2 separate regions of the Mus musculus genome follow, and region 2 is linked to region 1. The links are chromatin loops, found by intact Hi-C in ENCODE. Cell type or tissue: heart. All regions are shown on one strand. Links, peaks and the distances in the headings refer to the core of each region. The heading gives the core; the rest is flanking DNA.

The links. A loop is a pair of places that touch in the nucleus more often than their neighbours do. Peaks named below come from ENCODE experiments on the same cell type or tissue, not always from the same donor. Only the 100,000 strongest peaks of a DNase experiment are listed, where the experiment ranks them.
Region 2: a loop joins it to region 1, with 2.4 times the contacts of the local background. A loop is called at or near these places in 2 of 42 quality-filtered maps.

What each region holds. Positions count from the first base shown.
Region 1 is chrX:52,977,274-52,987,800 of GRCm38, reverse strand. No RefSeq gene overlaps it. Among named protein-coding and RNA genes, the nearest start is that of Hprt, 5.5 kb to the left of the region's middle. In heart, for the core only: no CTCF peak of the experiment used is centred there; no DNase peak of the experiment used is centred there.
Region 2 is chrX:52,906,238-52,916,764 of GRCm38, reverse strand. It overlaps Phf6 (PHD finger protein 6), which reads right to left and starts at 4,551. Exons shown (of 11, transcript NM_027642.2): 1 at 4,329-4,551; 2 at 29-212. The coding sequence starts at 166. In heart, for the core only: a CTCF peak has its summit at 4,528; a DNase peak (open chromatin) is centred at 4,554; H3K4me3 peaks cover 2,222 bases; H3K27ac peaks cover 1,473 bases.

The DNA of each region.
Region 1 (10,527 bases), core at 1,504-9,503:
CCAGTTCTTTCACAAATTTTTACTTAGTCATAAGATTTGAGATCCAGCCGGGCGGTGGTGGCGCACGCCTTTAATCCCAGCATTTAGGAGGCAGAGGCAGGCGGATTTCTGAGTTCAAGGCCAGTCTGGTCTACAAAGTGGAGTACCAATCCAAAAGGAAAAATAAACTACTTAGTAACCTTAGGAGAAATAGACCCTAAAATGCTTTTTGCCTTTACATAAAATGAGCATTTTAAGCCAAGTATGGTTTAAAAAAAAAAAAAAGGCTTTTATGCCCAGCTACCAAGAAAGGAGAATCACATACATATTCGACCTACCCAGACAATTAAGATCTTGCTTCAAAATAAAAATTGTTAAGGTGGAATAGGGATGGAGAAAGACATCTTGCACATGACTGCAACACACACAAAAGAAATGCTGATAGAGATTCATATATTACCAAATAAGATGCCATTTCTTACATGTTGATTTTAGTCAGGTGTGGCGACACATATGTGTAATCCCAGCACTACAGAGGTAGGAGAATTACAACTGTGAATTCCAGACGAGCCTGCATTACAAAGTGAGACCCTGGCTGAAAAACAACTAACTAACTAACTAACCAACGAACGAACAAACTGACTGACTAGTGTTTGAAAAAATAAAAGAGCCAGGAAGAGAGCAGAGCAGTAGTACATTTGGGCTCTAAGAGGCTCTGGGTTCAATCTTTTTTTTTTTTTTTTTTGGTTTTTTTTTGAGACAGGGTTTCTCTGTATAGCCCTGGCTGTCCTGGAACTCACTTTGTAGACCAGGCTGGCCTTGAACTCAGAAATCCGGCTGCCTCTGCCTCCCGAGTGCTGGGATTAAAGGCGTGTGCCACCGCGCCCGGCTTCTGGGTTCAATCTTATACAACAACAACAAAAAAAGAATGAATAAACAAATAAATAGATAAAGTAAGCATATTAACCGTACTTGATGGGAATATGGGGGAATTAAAGGATTGCACACATACATTTGAGCGAGCATACATATGGGACACAATATAAAAGTACACAATGTATGGGAACTGTGGCTGTTATTCATATTTATTTTTTTCTCCACAATTTCCTGCATGGAATTTGTTTTATATTTTGTTTACCTATTAGATATTTTTTAAGACAGGTCTGTTTTTTAAGACAGGTCCTTCTATAGCCCAAGCTGGCCACAAACTTACTTTGTTGCTGAGTATGGCCTGGAACCCCTGTTCCTCTTGTCTCCATCTCCCAAGTACTGGGATTATAGACATCTGACTATCCAATGTGAAATCAGAAAACAAAATCGTCCTCTATTTTCAAAAGCAGCCAGCAGTTGCTTGCCCCTAATGCTACTGTCAATATCTCCATTTGTATCTACCCAGCACCCATTACCATGTTTGACTATAGTCAGTGGCCACGCTTTTATTAAGGATACTAATATGAGAAATTTGATGGTAGATGTGGGGTTTTTTTTGTTTGTTTTATTGGTTTCGTTTGCTTTTGGTTGTTTTCTGAGACAGGGTCTCTCTGTGTAGCTCTGGCTGTCCTGAAACTCTCTCCCTAGACCGGACTGGCTTTGAACTCACAAAGATCTTCCTGCTGGGTGATGGGATTAAAGGCTTTTGCCAGCACTGCCCTCATCTTCTTAGACTTTAACAATGGATCATGGAGTTTTGTTCCTTTTGAGTGAGAGTCTTGCTTTCTAGTCTCAGTTGGCCTGGAATTTGCAACCTTCTTGCCTCACTGTATGGTGGGAAACACCCCACACAGTACAAGATGAAAGAAGTTATGGTTTTTTGAAAAGTAAACAAGCTGATCTACAAAGCACTTTATTCAGATCAGACATTACATTTAGAGTTTTGTTTTCCAATTTAATATGAGTTCGGGAAAGTGACTATTACTAATTCTTACATGATATTACTGAAAAAAAATGTTATCATATACAGTCAAATGGATCCCAAAATTTCTCTACCTTGGATCTGGAGTCCATTCCTAACACATGCCGAACAGGTGCCAAATTTGGCAGTCACTCTAAGGCACTGCAGAAGAAAAAAATACCACCTCAACTTCTGCCTTTGTTTGAATAGTTATTGTACTGGCTAGTTTTGTGTCAACTTGACACAGGCTGGAGTTATCACAGAGAAAGGTGCTTCAGTTGGGGAAGTGCCTCCACGAAATCCAGCTGCAAGGCATTTTCTCAATTAGTGATCAAGAGGGGAGGTCCCCTTGTGGCTGATGCCATCTCTGGGCTGGTAGTCTTGGTTCTATAAGAGAGAGCAGGCTAGCCAGGCAGTGGTAGTGCACGCCTTTAATCCCAGGAGGCAGAGGCAGGTGGATTTCTGAGTTCGAGGCCAGCCTGGTCTACAGAGTGAGTTCCAGGACGGCCAGGGCTACACAGAGAAACCCTGTCTCGAAAAACCAGAGAGAGAGAGAGAGAGTGAGAGAGAGAGAGAGAGAGAGAGAGAGAGAGAGAGAGCAGGCTGAACAGCAAAGTGGAAGTGTAAGCTGAATAAACCCTTTCCTCCCCAACTTGGATCTATGTTCTGTTGAGATGACTTTCCTCTACTGTTCTCTCTCTCTCTCTCTCTCTCTCTCTCTCTCTCTCTCTGTGTGTGTTTGTGTGTGTGCGTGTGTGTGTGTGTGTGTGCGCGCGCGCGCGCGCGCACGCGTGTGTGTTCTGCTCTGCTCTAGACAGCTTTTTCCTAGTATTCTAAAAACTTTTTGGTTGAGACAGCTAGTTTTCTGTTCAAGACAGATAGCTCTCTCTCCTAGTAAATATTCTAAAAGCTCTGTGGAGAGCCCATGTGTTTTTAGACCAAAGTCAGAAAAGCTACTATAAAAAAAATCTTGGATTGTCTGACCAAATCAGAAATCCTATTAGAAAAAAATTCTAAAAATAATTCTTGGAGGCAGAGACAGGCAGATTTCTGAGTTCGAGGCCAGCCTGGTCTACAAAGAGAGTTCCAGGACAGCCAGGGCTACACAGAGAAACCCTGTCTCGAAAAACCAAATAATAATAATAATAATAATAATAATAATAATTCTTGGGTTTTCCGATCAAAATCAGAAAGCCAGAAAAAAATTCTAAAAGTGCCTTCAGACATTTAGAATTCTAAAAATCCTTCAGACAGCCTTCTCTGGATAGCAGCTAGAGAGCCTTCTAAAAGAGCTATATCCACTCTCTAAGTAATTCTTGGGATTTCTGACCTATTAGAAAAAGTTCTTAAAACACTATGAAAATTTCTAAAAGAGCTATGCTCTCTCCATGGATTTTGTGACTAAAACAAGAAAGTCTGTTAGAAAAAAAAATTGAAGAGCTGTGTTCGCTCTCCAGAGATCTCCAGACAGCTGAGTTCTCACTAGAGAAAAATTCTAAAAAGAACTGCTATTGCCTTTTGCTAGCTCATCTCCTGCAGACCAAAAGCCCATGTTTTATGATTTATTCCTGGTTCACTTGTGACCACCCTATGAATCAGCATTAGCTGATTACCTTACCCCTTGTCTCTTGGGAAGGGACTGCAAGCAAGCATAAACATAGATAATAAGATAGCTGGGTGGGACCCCACCCTGGAATTACCATTCCGATCATGCCTGGCCCTAAATTTTCAGGCTGACCTTGAACCCAGAATCTGCCTGCCTGCCTTTGTATCTGCCTGTCTTTGTATCTTTCTGACAATCTGACTCATAGTGGAGCTGCCTCTGTTCCTTTAGATCTGTGAATCTCTTTATACAATTCATATTTCATCTTTATTTTTCGCATAGTTGAGGAATTATATATTTTCAAACTCATTTTTTAGAGTTCTTTTCCACAGTCTTAAAGGCTGTCCTGAAGGCCCCAGGATGTACCATTTTGCTGAGACATTAGTCACACCTTCACCTCTTGAACTAATGCTGTCTGACTAAATATTAACAGGGAGGACATTCTTCAGAGGAACATGTGAAAATATTTACATTATTATACAAACAAGCCTTATGCCCATAACAGCCATTGACATCCGTGGAGGCCTACTCCAGCTTGCTCTGTCCCAGGCACAGGAACCTTGTCATTCTGTCCCTACCAAAGCCATGCTGGATTCCAAAATAGTCCTTCAAATTTCTGGAGTTGGCTGTGATAGCTCACACTTCTAATCCCAGCACTTAGGAGGCTGAAGCAAGAGGATAGAGGCCGGTCTTGGTGACAGCACATTTGAGGGCAGGCTGGGCTACAGAAGACTCTATCTCAAAAAAGAAAAAGAAAAGATGTATATACGTATATATTTCCACAAGAAATATTACACAAAACACTTATTCTTAACATTGATTTTTTTTAAAAAAAAAGTTTTTAGTTCTGTGTGTGCGCTTGGGAACGTGTGTGTGTGTGTGTGTGTGTGTGTGTGTGTGTGTGTGTGTGTGTGTGATGTATCTGTACATATTCAATATGTGTGCCTGTGAGCATGGGGGCTAGAGAAGGCTCTGTCATTCTCTACTTTATTCCTTGTTTAAGACAGAATCTCTTACTGATCATGGAGCAGTCTGGCACCTGGACAGCCGCATAATTCTTCTGTCTCCACCTAGTCCTGCCCAGTTCCATGCTGGCCCATCTACTGTCTTCCCCTTCTCCCTGCGTCCACAAGCCTTCCAGTTACAAACAGGAGATCACGTGAATCTAAGCTCTGGTCCTTATGCTTGCTCGACAAGGATTCTAACTCATAATGTTGGAATTTTTTAAGTGACCCTCATTAGTCTACATCTCCTCAGCTGATGGCCATGAGAGAGCAAAGATCGACCTCCCTTGAGTGAGAAGGTATTCTTCCTGCAGACTGCCTTGTAATTAGAATGTCAGCTTTCCCCCGAGTCTCCAACCTACTGCAATTACTTCTATCAAATTGGGATTGAACAGGGCCTTCACAATCATGTAAGCCAAATTAAAAAAAAAATCTCTACCCCTTACCTCCTCTCTCTCCACATAAATATCTGGAGAGATATATGTAGACAGACTGGCTGTTTCTATGGAAAATCTTAACTAATAGAACTAACTGATTTTCTAGTTGAAATGTCCAGCTTGCTTGAGCTATCTGTGAAGTCCAGTGATTTACTAGAGGTACTCATTTAAAGTATTGCATCACTTTTCATAATGAGCAGAGAAACTTGACGTAGAAATTGAACAAGAAGAATCTAAGTATTTAGCGGGGACTTAGTGGGCACTGCATAGCTATCCTTTGGGCAGCAGCACCTTTCTGCAATCCTTTAAAAGCCCTTGATCAGCTCCCTCTCTTATATTCCGAATATAAGTTTCTCCAGTAATTTGATTTCATTCCACCCTCACTACCTGTACTTGTTTAGAGGAGGTGTGTTAGAGACAGGGTGTCAGACAACTCAGCTCACCTGGAACTCTTTTTGTGGCTAAGGATGACCTTTAACTCCTGATCCTGCCTTCATCTGCCAAGAGCCTTAATCACAGGCAAGTGACACCATGCCTGGCTACTAATTCTCAGATGGGCTCAGTGGATGAACTACATAAATTGCACTCCAAACATATCTTAACTGCTTCCTACCCTCTTTTTATCCAGACCCAGAGGTGAGGAGTCTTTGACCAGAAGATCCATTTTTGCCCTGTGTTTCTGGACTAGGGTCCAATCCAAGGACACATGTTATCTTTCCTTTTTTCTGTTTTTGTTTGTTTGCTTGTTTTGGAGACATGGCCTCACTATGTATCTCTGACTGGCTTAGAATTACCTGTGTATAACATGCTGGCCTTGGATTCAGAGAGACCCACCTGCCGCTGCCTCTACCTACACAGTGCAAGAATCCACCAGGCCTGGTTTATCTTTACTTATTTTCTTATTCTTTGTTGCCATTCAAGAGTTCTTCAGACTCAGCCTGTCATGACCTAGGTATTTCTGGCTAACTGCCTGCAGATTTCCCTTTCAGTTGGGTTAGTCTGATGTTACCAGGTGATTAAATTCCATGTGTTCTAGTAAGTACCAGAAATATTGTTGTAATGGTTAGTCTTCACAGTGTTCCATAGTAAGAGGTGCATTCCCAAAGAAGAAATACTTACTGCTTCTAGATAGGCTGAGATTAGTCATCTTCAAATTAAAATAGGAGGGGATGGCAAGTGGGGCTCTCTGCCAAAGGCTGGAAGTTCGTTTTCTTTTGTCTATGATGCTGGGGATCAGGCTCAGGACATTCTAGACAAGCACTCTGCCACTGAGCTACATCACCAGCAGCCTTTGATTCCAGTAGAGGCTGTTAATAGATGACTTACAAATAGGTCTGAGGTAACCTTGGGCTTGTCACAGGAAGATTAAGTGACTAGAGGACTGGAATTTGAATTGCACATATGACATCTGGGATTCGGGGGAATCCAGCTCCATAAAAGACCCGTGAACTGATCAAGGAGATTGCTATGAGGTTATGTCTCCTAGTTAATGCCAAAAGCAAGCTCCATAAATTCTCAGCAGCATGACTGCCCATGCTAGAGCTACATACACATGGACAACACCAAGAGACATGCCAAAGTGGATGGGGAAAATCCCATGAGGCTTCAGCCCTACAGAAAGGAGTATAGGAAACAGAGGAAAACTGGGAGCAGGAAAGGTGGTGAGGGAAGACCACACCAGTTCTTTGTGTAGTGCCAAAAGGTCAGCCCTGGGGGCTGGTGAGATGGCTCAGTGGGTAAGAGCACCCGACTGCTCTTCTGAAGGTCCGAAGTTCAAATCCCAGCAACCACATGGTGGCTCACAACCATCTGTAATGAGATCTGATGCCCTCTTCTGGTGCATCTGAAGACAGCTACAGTGTACTTACATATAATAAATAAATAAATAAATAAATAAATAAATAAATAAATCTTTAAAAAAAAAAAAAAAGGTCAGCCCTGAAAAAACATATGCAAGTAACGTTATACAGATTTAGGAGGATATATATATGTTTTCTACACACACACACAAGCAATCAATAACAATTAGTGAAAACAAGGTCATGAATTTGAAGGAGAGTTGTGAGGTGTGTATGGGAAGGTTTGGAGGGAGCAATGTAATTATATTGTAATCTCAAAAATAAAACTAAAGACTCTTGAACAATAAGATGTCATGCGTTTTCTGGGATGCTGAACACATGGTCATCCTAGGGGAATAGTGTTATGAGAGACAGCATGAGCACTCCATGACCCCACCCATACCCCACCCTACTTCTCATCCACGCGGGTGTTTATCTGCATCTTTTTAAATAGTCTTTAGAGTACACTGCTAAGCATTAAGGGTTTCCCGGGACTACAACTGTTCTAATAAGAACTGAATCTGAGGAGGGTATCATGAGAACCTCTGTTTAATTGCTGGTTGGTCAGAAGTACAAATCACAGCCTGGAACATGTAATGGGCACCTGAAGTGGGAAAGAGTCTTGTAAGACAGAGCCCTCAACCTGTAGGCTCTGATGCTATCTCTAACCTGTAGTTACTGATCTCTCTACCCTCTGAGATCTGTGAGGTCAGTTGCTTTTTCCAGTTACAGGGCATCCCAATGTTACCTTTTGCAGACTTTCTAGGTATGTGGGGATTTTCTCACATGTCTGGCCACAAGCATACATTGTGCAATGTTAAGTAAGAGTACAAACTATGGGGCTGACGAGATTGCTCAGTGGTTAAAAACACTCTTACAGGGGCTACAGGTTTGATTCGCAATATCTATATCATCATCTGTAACTTAAGTTCCATGGAATCCAAACCTCTCTTCTGCGCTCCAAGAACACTTCACACATATAGAACACAGACATACATGCAGGCAAAACCCCTATTTACATTTTCAAACATATAAATTTTTAAAATTGTAGGCTAGGATGAACTTGAGTTATGGTACCTCATGCTCCGCTCATCTTCCCAGTTCACCTAGATTATTACTATTACCAAAGGCTCGCTTCTTCATCTCATGACCCAAATGTTGGCGCATCACAAGCAAAAACAATAGAGCAGGACAGTAGGCATAATTAACTAGGAGCTCAAGGGGTAGGTCAGTACTGAGCATTTACAAGGTCCTAGGTTCCAACTTTATCACTACAATAGAAGAAACATTAGCTATGATAACATGCCTTTTGAGACAAGCTTTTGCTATGTAGCCCAGGATTTACTGTGTAACCAACCTAAGCTCGCCTCAGACTTGCAACAATCCTCCTTCTGAGTGCTAGGAGTGCAGGTGTGAGCTACCAAACCTGGCTCATGTACCATTTTATTTTTCATAGTAGCCTGGCAGTGGTGGTGCACACCTTTAATCCTAGCACTCAGGAGGCAGAGGCAGGTAGATCTCTGAGTTCCAGGGTCACCTGGTCTAGAGAGCAAGTTCTAGGACAGCCAGGGCTACACAGAAAAACCTTGTTTCAAAAACCAACCAAACAGGGCTGGAGAGATGGCTCAGTGGTTAAGAGCACTGACTGTTCTTCCAGAGGTCCTGAGTTCAATTCCCAGCAACCACATGGTGGCTCACAACCATCTGTAATGGGATCCAATGCCCTCTTCTGGTGTGTCTGAAGGCACTACAGTGTACTCATAAATAATTTTTAAAGAAAGATGGTTTTTTATTTTTAGTTGTTTATGTAATTAAATCAGAGGTGTCAGATGCCTGTGAACTGGGATTATAGGCAGCTGTGTTGTCCGATGTGATCCCTGGGAGCTAAACTTGGATCTTCTTCAGCAGTAGTTTGTGCTCACAGCCTTTGAGTCATCTCTTCAGCCCTACATCATGTCTTGATCTTCTTTTTGTTTTTTTGAGGCAAGATTTCTCAATGTAACCCTGGTGTCCTAGAACTTGCTCTGTAGACCAGGCTGGGCTCAAACTCAGAGATCTGCATACCTCTGCCTCCCAAGTGCTGGGATTGATGGTATGAACCACCATATCTGGCCCTATATCATATATTATCATTATTATTATTATTATTATTATTATTTTTACAGCCCAGTCATTACCCCACTCCCAGTCCACCCTCCCACAGTTCCTCATCCCATTCCTCCTCCCCCCCTGTATCTAAGAGGTTGTCCCTCCCACTCCTGCAAGTCCTCCCCACTCCCTTGGGGCCTCATGTCTCTCAAAGATTAGGTGCTTCTTCTCTCACTGAGGCCAGGCCAGGTAGTCTCTGCTGTATATATTGGAGGCCTGAGAACATCATATATACTTAATGTATGCAATAGCATATTGCAAACGTTTTATAGTTTAGATTCACAGTGTAGACAAAGAGTGTGAAGACAATGAAAAGGCATTCTTCCTATGTTTTAGATATTATACCTCTAACATGTAGCTGGCAAAGATTTTCGCCCATTTTGTAGGATGTCTCCTCTATGTTCAGTGTTTTCCTTGCAATGCGGTAGGTTTTGGATTATTTGGCATTATTTTTTGTTTTGTTTTTGTTTTTGTTTTTTTTTTCGAGACAGGGTTTCTCTGTAGCCCTGGCTGTCCTGGAACTCAGAAATCCGCCTGCCTCTGCTTCCTAAGTTCCCAAGTGCTGAGATTAAAGGCGTGCACCACCACTGCCCAGCCTTGTTTGGCATTACTTACTGGGTTATTGTAACATTTCCTGAAAATTCTTTCCCATATCTTAAAAGTGTTTTCCTTGAGTAGTTTCAGTGTTTAGGGTTTTATATTAAGGTCTTTTATCCATTTTAAATAGATTTTTGTACAGGGTGGGAGATACAAACATAAAGAAAAATAAATAAAAATAAAATAGAAGACAAAGAATGGCTAGGAAGATGGCTCATATGGTAAGGGAATTTCCCACCAAGCCTGGTAACCTGAGTTCCACCCTCCAGATCCATGCAGTGGAAGGAGAGAACCAATTCCTCTGAATTGTTCTCTGATCTCCACACATGTACAGTGGCACAAGTACACCCACATGCACTAAGTGTAACAAAATTAGCTAATGTTTGGGCTTGAGAGATGGCTGAGCAGTTAAGAGAACTGGTTGCTCTTCCAGAGGTCATGAGTTCAATTCCCAGAAACCACATGGTGGCTCACAACTATCTGGAATGGGATCTGATGCCCTTTTCTGGTGTGTCTGAAGAAGACAGCTATGGTGTAGTCATATAAGTAAAATAATTCTTAAAAAATTAGTTTGTAGCCGGGCATTGGTGGTGCACGCCTTTAATCCCAGCACTTGGGAGGCAGAGGCAGGCGGATTTCTGAGTTCGAGGACAGCCTGGTCTACAGAGTGAGTTCAAGTACACAGAGAAACCCTGTCTCAGAAAAAAAATTAGTTTGTGTTTTTATTTTAAAATGATTGTATTATTTACTCATTATAATTTTATTTATTATTAATTTATAATTTCAATTATTTATATCGTTTGGTTTTTATTATTTTGTGTTTTACTTTACATGTATGTCTATGTACCATGTAGGCACCTGATACCCACAGAAGCCAGAAAAGGACTTCAGATTACCTGGAACTGGAGGTATAGGCAATTGTGAGCCAGCATGTGGGGGCTGGCAATTGACCCCAGGTCCTCTGAAAGAACAGGCTGTGCTCTTAACCACTGAGCCATCTCTCAAGCTCCCCATCAAATGTACTGAAGTG
Region 2 (10,527 bases), core at 1,306-9,305, 71 kb after region 1:
GTGCCTTGATGGATGCCAGTATACTCACCATGCACTTGTGGTGTGCTGCCACCTTCTGGTTTTCAGATATCAGTAACTGTCCACATTCCTTGTCTCTATTTGACTTACAAAAGCCACATTTACGCTGTCTCGTAGACCCTTTTTTCTGTTCAATTGAGCTTGACATGATTTTTAAAGTGTTTAGAGACTGCCACTTTAAGCCTCAAGAAATGCTATAGAGGATAAAAACGGCAACAAAATGGTTAATTTCCATTCAAAATGACCTTATACGGATCCACACAAGTAGCTCTATATCTGACCCAGGTTGTAATATAGTTTACTTAAATACTAGTAGAGATAAATATCAAAAACCCAAGATGCCTTCCATACATAATAGATGTTAAGAAAGGGAAAAAGAAGTGGCAAGAAAGCAATCAAATCTAGAGTCATTGAGAGAAATCAAAATAAATCCAAATTAGAAGATGTGAAATCAAATTCCTCTTGTGTGATAAGAATATATAACACAGCTTCGGTTCAGGTAAAAGGTCATAAGTAAGAGGCCTGCCTGCACCACAAGGTGAGCCTGAGGACCATCCAGAAAACCAAAATCACAAAATTAAATCATCCACTAGTATAATTAAAGATAAAAAAATAAATTTCAAGTTTAGATATATGTCCACCAAGGAAACAGAATGATGAAGATCTAAGAACAAGTTAAAACTACAAAGAAAACTACAAAATATTGAGAGAACTGAATTATTTAGTTGCTTGATTTTGTCCAGTTCACATACTGAATAAAGTATTAAAAGTAAAATTAAGCATAACTTTGAAACAGTTATTTTTAAAACTTGAAATACTTCAAATATAAGAAAATCATGTTTTTGACCTTAGACTATTGCTATTGTTCCCTTTTCTTGTAATGAAATAATAAAGCTTCTACTCGTGTACCATAAAATGCAGTCTTTAGGATCCCACTATTTACTAAACCATTTTATTTGACTGAGATTTATCCCAAGTCTACTTATTAAAAGGCAATCTGATAGTGATCTCCTACATGCAGCAACTTTCACATATAAGTTAGCAATGCTAACTTCCATATATAAGTTAGCAATGCTGTGAAGTGGAAGGAAAATTCTGAATGAGCCTCACATTTGATCAGATTATAATTATAGGCTGTACCGTCAAACCAAAAAAGGGAAGAAAAGCTGTAACACAGAAGTCTACAGATTTGGATCATCATTCTCAACAGACATCATTTAATACCATCACTCAACAAATTTCAAATCAGTGTTTTGATCTGTATAATTCGCCCAATTACTGGGAATAAGCAGCTTAGACCCAGGTTGGCATAACACTCATCACAATCAATAGAATCTCAAACGTCTGTCTTCAAATTAGTTTATTCAGTTATTGCCATTTATATACATTTAAATATTCTCAGGACATTGTGCTTAGAGACATGGCTCACTAACTAGTTGGTAACTCTCTGAGAAGCATCTCTTCAGCAGCAGCAGCAGCAGTAACAGCAGCAGCAGCAGCAGCAAGGTAATGCGCCATTCAGAGCCATTCACGGAGGATCATCAGGATGTAAAGTAATATGAAGCCACAAAGAAAACATTTCTTCTCATTAATTTATATCCACTATTTGCTTTTGAACGAGACTTCAAAGGTTTTGCTGTCTCTCCTTTGCTGATTTTAACAAACTCTTAATGCTACCTATAATTTTAAATACCCCAGTCTTCCAAGTGCCATGGGGTACTTCTCAGTAATACTGATTTCAGAACACTGGCTATAAACCCTGAAACTAATTGGAAATAGGCAGCAAAGCTTTTAGCATTAAAAAAAAAAAAAGAAGAAAGCAGAGAAACAAAAGAAACAAAAGAGGAAGTGTGTTTGCATTTGCTCTGGCAAGTATATGTCCACTTGCTTTATGAAAAATATAGCTGCTCCAGTTTTTAGAGCTATGCAAAAACACCAAGATTCATAAATAGCACCCAGATCTGCTACTGGAGTTCTAAATGTGTTTTCTTTACTACCATGCAATGAATTATAGGCACTGTTAAGTCACCATGATGTATGTATTCAGCATTTCTCCAGGTCAGCCGGGGCAGCTGAAAAGATGCTACATTACAAATCTTATCTTCATAGGCATCTTTAATGTGTTGTTTCTAAACAATCCCAGCACTAGCTTTTAAAAAATGGCTGAAGATAAGCAAAATTCTTAGAGGGAAAATCATCCTTTATTCCCCAAATTGAATCTGAAATGGTACCCCGCTCCATTCTATCTTTATTCACTATTGCCTCTTTTAACTAACAAACAGTGTATTTTTTCATCTTAATTTTCAGAACCTGCTTTTCTAGATACCAAAGATTCCAAAATCTAAAAGAGAATATATATATATATATATATATATATATATATATATATATATATATATATATATATATTTTCACACACACACATACATACACACATATACTTACTTTGCATTGTAAAGCATTCACACATTTCTTGGTAATTTATATTTTATTTGAAAGTGAACAGAAACACACAAATGTGCAACAAACGATTAAAAATTTGCCTTGCTATGCAATGACTAATTGGATTTTTCCACTAAAATTCAAATAATGCATGTGTGCAGAGCTTGCTGATTTTTTACATCTGCCTTATAAACCATGCAGCAGCAGAGCCCATCATGGAAACAATGACGCCTAGCAAAACTGTCTATCAAAAAAAATACAGATTTTTATCTACTACTGTCACACTTGTGGTCTAGGGTTAAGCAGAATAAGGACATTCAATCAGCATTACTTATGGGGCTCAAAAACATCTATTGAGCGCTTTCGTTTTAATTTAAAGGTTTTTCAAGAACAGGCAAAGCTCAAAGTTCAATACTTTAACCCAACAATGAGATGTTTCAAAGAAAGGTAACATTATGGATAATGTGTAAAGGTGAAAGAAACAACAGTAATTTTATGGGAAATACAGTTTAAATGTCTGAAAAAGAAACCCCGCTGAAACAATGAATGCATTTCCGATTTTCCAAGATGCTGTGAAGCATCGAGGTAGAAACCACCTGGATGACCAAGGAGGGCATTCGAGAACCAACTCGAGAGCTTAGTCAATGGCTAGTATCTTAAAAGAACGTTTTCTACCGAAAAAAACAAACAAAACAAAACTGCAGTTCCGGAAGATGAAAAACCTTCCGCATGCAAGCCAGTTGAAATTCACAGATATAAGTGCGATCCTCCAAAGATAACACGGTCTTTCTCTCAGCAAAGTTGCAGTGAAGAGAAATAAATGAATAGGAAATGTACCGGAAGGGCACCTGAATTTGGTTGCACGATATTATTACATGCTTCGCACTGCTTTTTTTTTTTTTTTTTTTGCGGTTATTCAAAAGGAAACTAAAGGAATTTTCCAGTTGTTTCAAGCCAAAGGGTAGTGAAGAAATTTGAACTGTATGAATAAGACCCGATATTACGTAGGAACCAGAGGAAAATTAAAGGCTTTTCAAACATCAAAAGATTTGTTTTTCACTTTCACACAGAATATCGAAACGAATAGAAACTGCAAAAGAACGCCGTGCTGTTCGCCCATGTAATAAAGGACCAGGCAGGAAACAGAGCGGATTCTCTCCGTTATGTATTCCCCAATCGCACACTAGCCTCCTAGATCTCCCTCTAACCAAGGCGCTGGATAAACTCGAAAAAGTCTCTTCCTTCCCAACACTTCAGTAGGTTCCTTTCAGCCAGAAAGTCGGGGTCCCCCCCCCCTCCGATTGTCCTTGGCCAAGTCTCTGGAATTCAGGAAAATATCACCTTCTTCACACTCCTCCCTTCCCCAGGAGTTCGTCCTCTAAGGACCTGACTCCGAAGCATCTCCTTATCCATCACTTTCGCCCGATTCCCCTTACTGGGGAGTTTTTCTTTTTCTCCCCCTCATTCCGTAAGGCTTACCCTCATGCCATCCTAACCATTTTTTTTTTCTCTTACACTTCGGAAGTAGTCACCCTCCTTACCACTGAAACCATCTAAGCGTCAGCAGAGTTTTTTTTTTTTTGAAGCCCCCATCCCAGTATTTCTCTCCTCCGATGTGAAGCCCCCTCCCCCGAAGTCTAGGCTGCCGCCTAACATGTCCCTCAGCGCCCCCACGGCACTAGGTCGCCAGCCTCTGTAGGGAGCACCGACAATGCGCGGCGCCTCTGGGGGTCCCTGACAATGAAGGAGACCACCGCCAGTCCCCCCCGTAACAACGGGCAGGGGCGGCGGCCTGGCCACCGCCATCCTCTTCGTCTTCTCCCGCCAGAGAGAGAATGGGGGGCCCCTGGCTACCGCGGGGAACTCACCAGTGGGGCTCACGGCTGGGCGAAGGGAGGACAGCGCCCACGAGGGAAGACGGGGAAGGCGGGAGTCGGTTCTCCGGCACTGCCGAAGAGCGGGGCTCTGTCGCCAGGGGTAGTTTCCTTTCATTCGAGGAGAGACGGGCTCGCCGAGCGCCCTTACGTTGCCTCCCTCCGTACGCACACGACCCACAGGACGTTGAGACGTCTCGAGCGCGCCGGGCACTCTGATTGGCCACCGAGCCGGGGCGGTTGAAGCCGCCGAAGGACGGCGCACGCGCGCAGACCGGCCCCTCGAAAGGTTCGGGGTGCCCCGCCTCCTGCTCGCGCGCGGACCTTCTATTCTCCGCTCTGCCGCCCGGCTGAGGCTTGGGGGGCAGGAGTGGAGGAGACGGAGAAAGAGATTTGAAGAGAAAGCTAGGCACTGGGAGGAGAAGGCGTTGGGTTGGGGCCAGAAAGCCTGGGACCAGGTCCTGGGGAACCGGTTTTCCCGCGAAGCAAATGCACAGGCCTTAGCCCTTGCACTTGTTCGTCGAGGCCTTTTTACATCCATTATTTCATTGTACTCTCCTGGCATCCCTGTGGGGTCCTCCTTTCGCCTGATTTCACTGCCGGCAAAGAGCTCCCAGTGCAGTTTTCTTATTTGCATGGCCGTCTTTGGGCTAATCGTTTTAATCACTCAACCTTTTTTTTTTTTTTTTTTTTTTTTTTTTTGGAGGAGGAGGACGGAATGTCTTGGAAATGAGGATGAAATACCTTCCAAGTTTATTGTGAAGAAGACTAAGGATGCAACTGAAGCATGTATTACCGTAATAGCTGGCTGACTCTTTGTAAATGCTGGAGTTGCCATAATCAAAAAAGATGAGTGATTTTCTTTATATTCCACACAAATGAGCTACATACCTAAACCAGTGCGCGCTCTCTCTCTCTCTCTTTCTCTCTCTCCCTCCCTCCCTTTCTCTCTTAGCTTATTGGAGGCATACTCCTGACTGTGACTCTCAGCTCCCTCACTTCTAGCTCTGTGACCTTGATCACGTTGTATTACCTCTCGTCCCTCAGACTTATCAATTCTAAAATGGAGAACGCAATGGTCTCCCTCACAAAATGTTGTGAGAAATGAGTTAATATGTACAAATCACATTAATGTCTGGGGACATAGTATACTTTATGTGAGGGTCAACTTTTGTTATTTTCTTCTGGCCTCTGTGAGGGGAAACCATTTTTTAAAAAGAAAAAAAAATCTAACGAACCAGCGAGGCTTTAAAAAGCTGTCTGATTTAGCCATGTTTCCTGCAATGGGAGTGAATTTACACTCTGGATCCAATGTTTTTACATGTTGTTCCATCAATCTTTATGGGTTTTTTTTTCTTTTCAAGGTCAACCTTAAATTTCATTGCACAAGAAACCAGTAATCATAGTGGTGTAACATTGATTCATTCACATGGAACTCAATGAGGACCTACAAATCAATCATTTAGCTTTAAGGTATCTTTCTGTAGTGCAGGTGCTGAGTTATCTATCTGTCCTGATTTTAGCACCTAGACCTGTGCTCCCCCCCCCTTACTTCACATCTCTCCTGTGCTGTAGAAGCATCGGGCACCAGTTGCTTTGCCCTACCTTGCCTTCACTCTTAAAAGATCCACCTGCTTCCACTGCCCTTTGCCTGCGGTTACTCTTTAAGGTAGTGACTAGAGATTTGCATAGGAAGATCCACAATGAGTATTCCATTTAAACTGTATGTAAATCAGAGGCCTTCCACCACCATCTCCCAAGTTTTATAGGTTTATTGATGCCACAATCATACAGATAAATATGTAAGAGAAAATGCACTTGAACAGCATAGGTCTTTTTGACACCCTAGTCCCACATTTTTACCATTCTTTCATCCACTCTTTTATTCATGCACTTACTTGAACACAATTTAAGCCAATAAAAGTTTGCAAAACGAAGTTCCAAGCCAAAAGGAAACAGATTAATCTGACACAAGCCCATTGAGTTCACGATCTAAATACTGAGGCCATCAAGTAAACCAATACGGAATGATGTGCTGAAGGTGCACACCTAAGGAAGAGTCGTACACTGCCCGATGTGTACAAAGCACTGTGGTCAGCTACAGCACAATAATGATTAAGACACAGCTTTTGCTTTCAGCTCATTACAGTCTACTAAGAAAAAGACAAATGGCTACAACAGGAGATGTAAGCAGTAAGTACCTTACAGACAGGGAGAAGTAAAAGAGAGTTCCTAGAGTGTTATCAGTGGATTCAGTTACCTTCGGGCCCAGGCGTGGTAACCAGTCCCAATTAGCATGACTGATGGATGCAGCCTGTTATTTCCTGCTCTTAGTGCCTGGGGATCTAGCATAGGCCACACTGATCTCCTAGTGATTCACCAGTACCAATCCTCTTCTACTCTTCTCCTTCGGGCTCCAGTTACTGCTTTTTTTGTACTTCATACTCAGCAACGGTCCCAACATCATCTAATACATCCATCTCACTCTGATCCAATTGGCTCTGCCCTGGGGCACCAGTTGCTTTGCTCTAGCTTGCCTCTACTCTCAAAAGATCCATCTGCTTCTACCGTCCTGTGCCTCTGGTTACTCTTCAGCCATTTATTCAACAAACATTACAGGTGGCTTCTGTATAGCAACTAGTATTGGAGGTTATAGAGACTTGAAAGGGGACATGGCATAGCTCCTTACTAACACAGCAAGTGGACGCTGGATGTGACTGAGGGTGCTCAACTATAACCCCTGCTCTCAGGAATTAGAGGCAGGAGGACCTTGAGATTTCCAAGCTAGCCTGAGCTACACCGCAAGATCCTGACTCAAAAATCAATGTGCAGCTAGAGAGATGGCTCAGAAGTCAAGAGCACTGGCTGTTTTGGCAGAAAACCTGGATTTAGTCCCTAGGACTCACAACCACCTGTAACTTGAGTCCCAGGGGGACCAATGTCATCTTCTCAACTTCAAAGGCACCAGGTATACACATGGTACACTGACAAGCATGCAGGCTGAATATCCGTACACATAAAGTAAAAATGAATAAGGCTGGAGAGATGGCTCACCGACTGCTCTTCCAGAGTTCCTGGGATCAAATCCCAGCAACCACATGGTGGCTCACAACCATCTCTAATGAGATCTGATGCCCTCTTCTGGTGTGTCTGAAGAGAGTGATATTGTACTCACATACATATAAATATATAATACAGATAAATAAAAATAAGCCTTTCGGAAGCCGGGCGTGGTGGCACACGCCTTTAATCCCAGCACTCGGGAGGCAGAGGCAGACGGATTTCTGAGTTCGAGGCCAGCCTGGTCTACAAAGTGAGTTCCAGGACAGCCAGGGCTATACAGAGAAACCCTGTCTTGAAAAACCGAAAAAAAAAAAAAAAAAAGCCGTTCAAGAGTGGGGCAGGAACAAGCGGGGCTGAAGAGAGAAGAAAATTTTTAAAATAAAAATGAATACATTTAAAAAATAAATATGAGAAAATCCCCACAAACTCATCAAGTTATAAAACTTAAATATATAAAGTATTTTTGAAGTATATCTATCTCAATAAAACCGAGGGAATAAAAAAAAAGCTGAAAATAAAACACAGGTCCTGGCTTCAAGGAATTGTCCATGTAAAAGATGTAGTAAGGCCACTCACTAGGTTTCAGCACACTATATGAACTTCTCTAACATAATCAGACTCCCCAAGGATTTTTGGACAGTGCCCAGAAAGCCAGGAAGCACATCCCTGAGAGCCATTCTTTTGATCTGGATCTTTGAGGATAGGTCAAGGGTTCAGGAAAATCTGAATTCTGTTGTCATGCTCAAAGCCCATGATGAATCTTTTCCCTGTTTCTTGACTTTTTTTTTTCATCCCATATAAGTTATATCATACACTTTGGGGGCTATCTTCTTAAATTGAAATTTCCATCTTTTCTTACATTTTAAAGATTTGTTTTTATCTATGCATCTGGGTATTTTACCTACTTGTATGTATTGTGTACCGCATGTGTACCTGGTACCTATAGAGGCTAGATAAGGGTAGATTGGGCTTTCTGATATTGGACTTACAGGTGGTTGTGAGCAGCCATATGGGTTCTGGACCCAGGATGTGATCTGGACACACACCTGTCTCTGCAAGAGCAGCAGCATGCTCTTAACTACTGAGCCATATCTCCAGCCCTGAATCTTCCATTTTCCTTGGCTCAAAGCAACAGTTCCCTAGATCTGTCACTTGGATGCTGTGTTGGTTTCTTTTAAAGTTTCCTTCTTCTTTCACTTTATGATATAAGGCAGAATTTTCCCAAGACACAATCACACCCTGTGCTGGTCTGTTGCTCTTCCGTGCCCAACAGTTAAAGTTATGGAAATGAGATCTTAGGAGCCTGCTAAAAATACAGTGGTGGTTTTTGTTGTTGTTGTTGTTCAAATGTTTGTTTGGTACCATCTCCTGGGGAGTCTGAAAGTCTTCAACTTCTCAGGTCTTCTGCTGAGGCTCACATGGAAGAACCTCATAGTTAAGAAACCTTTTCATTCATTTCAGAAAGATTGGTGTAATGTTTTGACTGTAAGCTAAGTATGCCCTATCTGCCTATGAGCTTCTGGGTATACTCAACACTGGTGGATCACTCATTCATTCACCAAAGACACACCAAGTGCCTCCTAGACATTAGATTAAACATGGCCTTGGGAGGTGAGGTTGGGGAGTTTACCTGGAGGAAGCACATAAATAAATGTGAACTTTCACCCATGACAGACGTGTCACCTCTTTTATTTCTACTAGTTTTTAGTGGCAGAGGAGACTGAACCCATGCCTTTGTTTGTTCTCCCACAGAGCTACTCTCCCTGGTCATAGTCATGGTTTTTATACCAAACATTTTTATATTTCTTATTTTTTAAGAGGTTTAAATTGCTTGGGTTAAATATTGTAGATGTTCTGGTGAACAAACGTGATTTCTCTGTATGAGATGTTGTCTAAGAGAGAAAGGAGCCTGAATATGAATCATTATTTGACCACTCTGAGCGTTAATTTCTACATCAGTCAAAAAAGAAATATCATTTACAAGGTTCACACAGTGCACAAAGACAGATAATGATTTAAATCATGTTTCTTCCCCCAACAAATATGACAGCTAGTTTTCCCTGCTCTGCTGGCTGTTACAGCATCTGGCAACTACACTGAACTTCACGTCCCCACTAGTGTTAGCTCCCAGCATTCTACAACTCATTTTGTCTTCCATGAAGTTTATCATCAAGGCTCTGCAGCACTCCTAAGTCTGTCCAGTCCATGCGGCTCTTTGGCTCTTTAGGAGCTAGGGTTTTGAATGGACCTAGTTGTTGATATACCTTCTTTGGCAATTCGAGGCTTAGTCTGATTGATATAGCCCCTGCCCAGGAAACTAGCTATGGTGGCCAGAGGAATGATTTAGGGAACTATGGACACCAGGTAAAGTACTGTTGAAAAAACACAGAAGCTGAACTTAATATATTGATGGTGATACGGGGATAACTGAAAAGCACAGTATTGCTATCTGCAAAATGAGGAGTTAACTGCCAGTGACAATGTAACCGACAGTTACAATGTAACAAAGTAGTTTCTGTTTGTATCTCCTGTCTTCTTTTCCACTTAGGAGTTGTCATTTTTGCATTTTATCGAGGAAGATATTTTTGAGCAATTAAGTAACTCTCCCAAGATCACAGAGACAACAAAAGGAAGAAGCTGATTCAAAGGGCTCCAAAACTCAGGTCCAGAGCAAAGCTTCTGGGAGTGGGGATGCAGCTCCCGCAATCTGTTCTCTGACTCTCACCCATGTAGTGACACACATAGAAATGTCCCCAGCTCTTTTGACAAGTGAAATAGAGACATGCGAACTTTTGATTCATCACACATCACTCCTCATTTCCTAGAGCTCCTTTTTATAATTTTCTTTTTAAAATGTTATTGCATTATTTTACATGTATGTCTGTATACCACATACATGCCTGGTATCCAAGGAGGCCAGAAGTGGGCATTGGATCCCCTGGTACTGGAGTTACAGCTGCTTTTGTGGGTACTAGGAGTCAACCCCAGGTCTTCTGGAAGGGCATCCAGAGTTTTTAACTTTTAACTTCGGAGTCCTTTCTCCAGCCCCTGGGGCTATGCGTTTATCTAGTAAGGCTGTGGTGCACATAAAATTTAAAAGTTTGAGAACGCCACTACAGTGTAGTACATA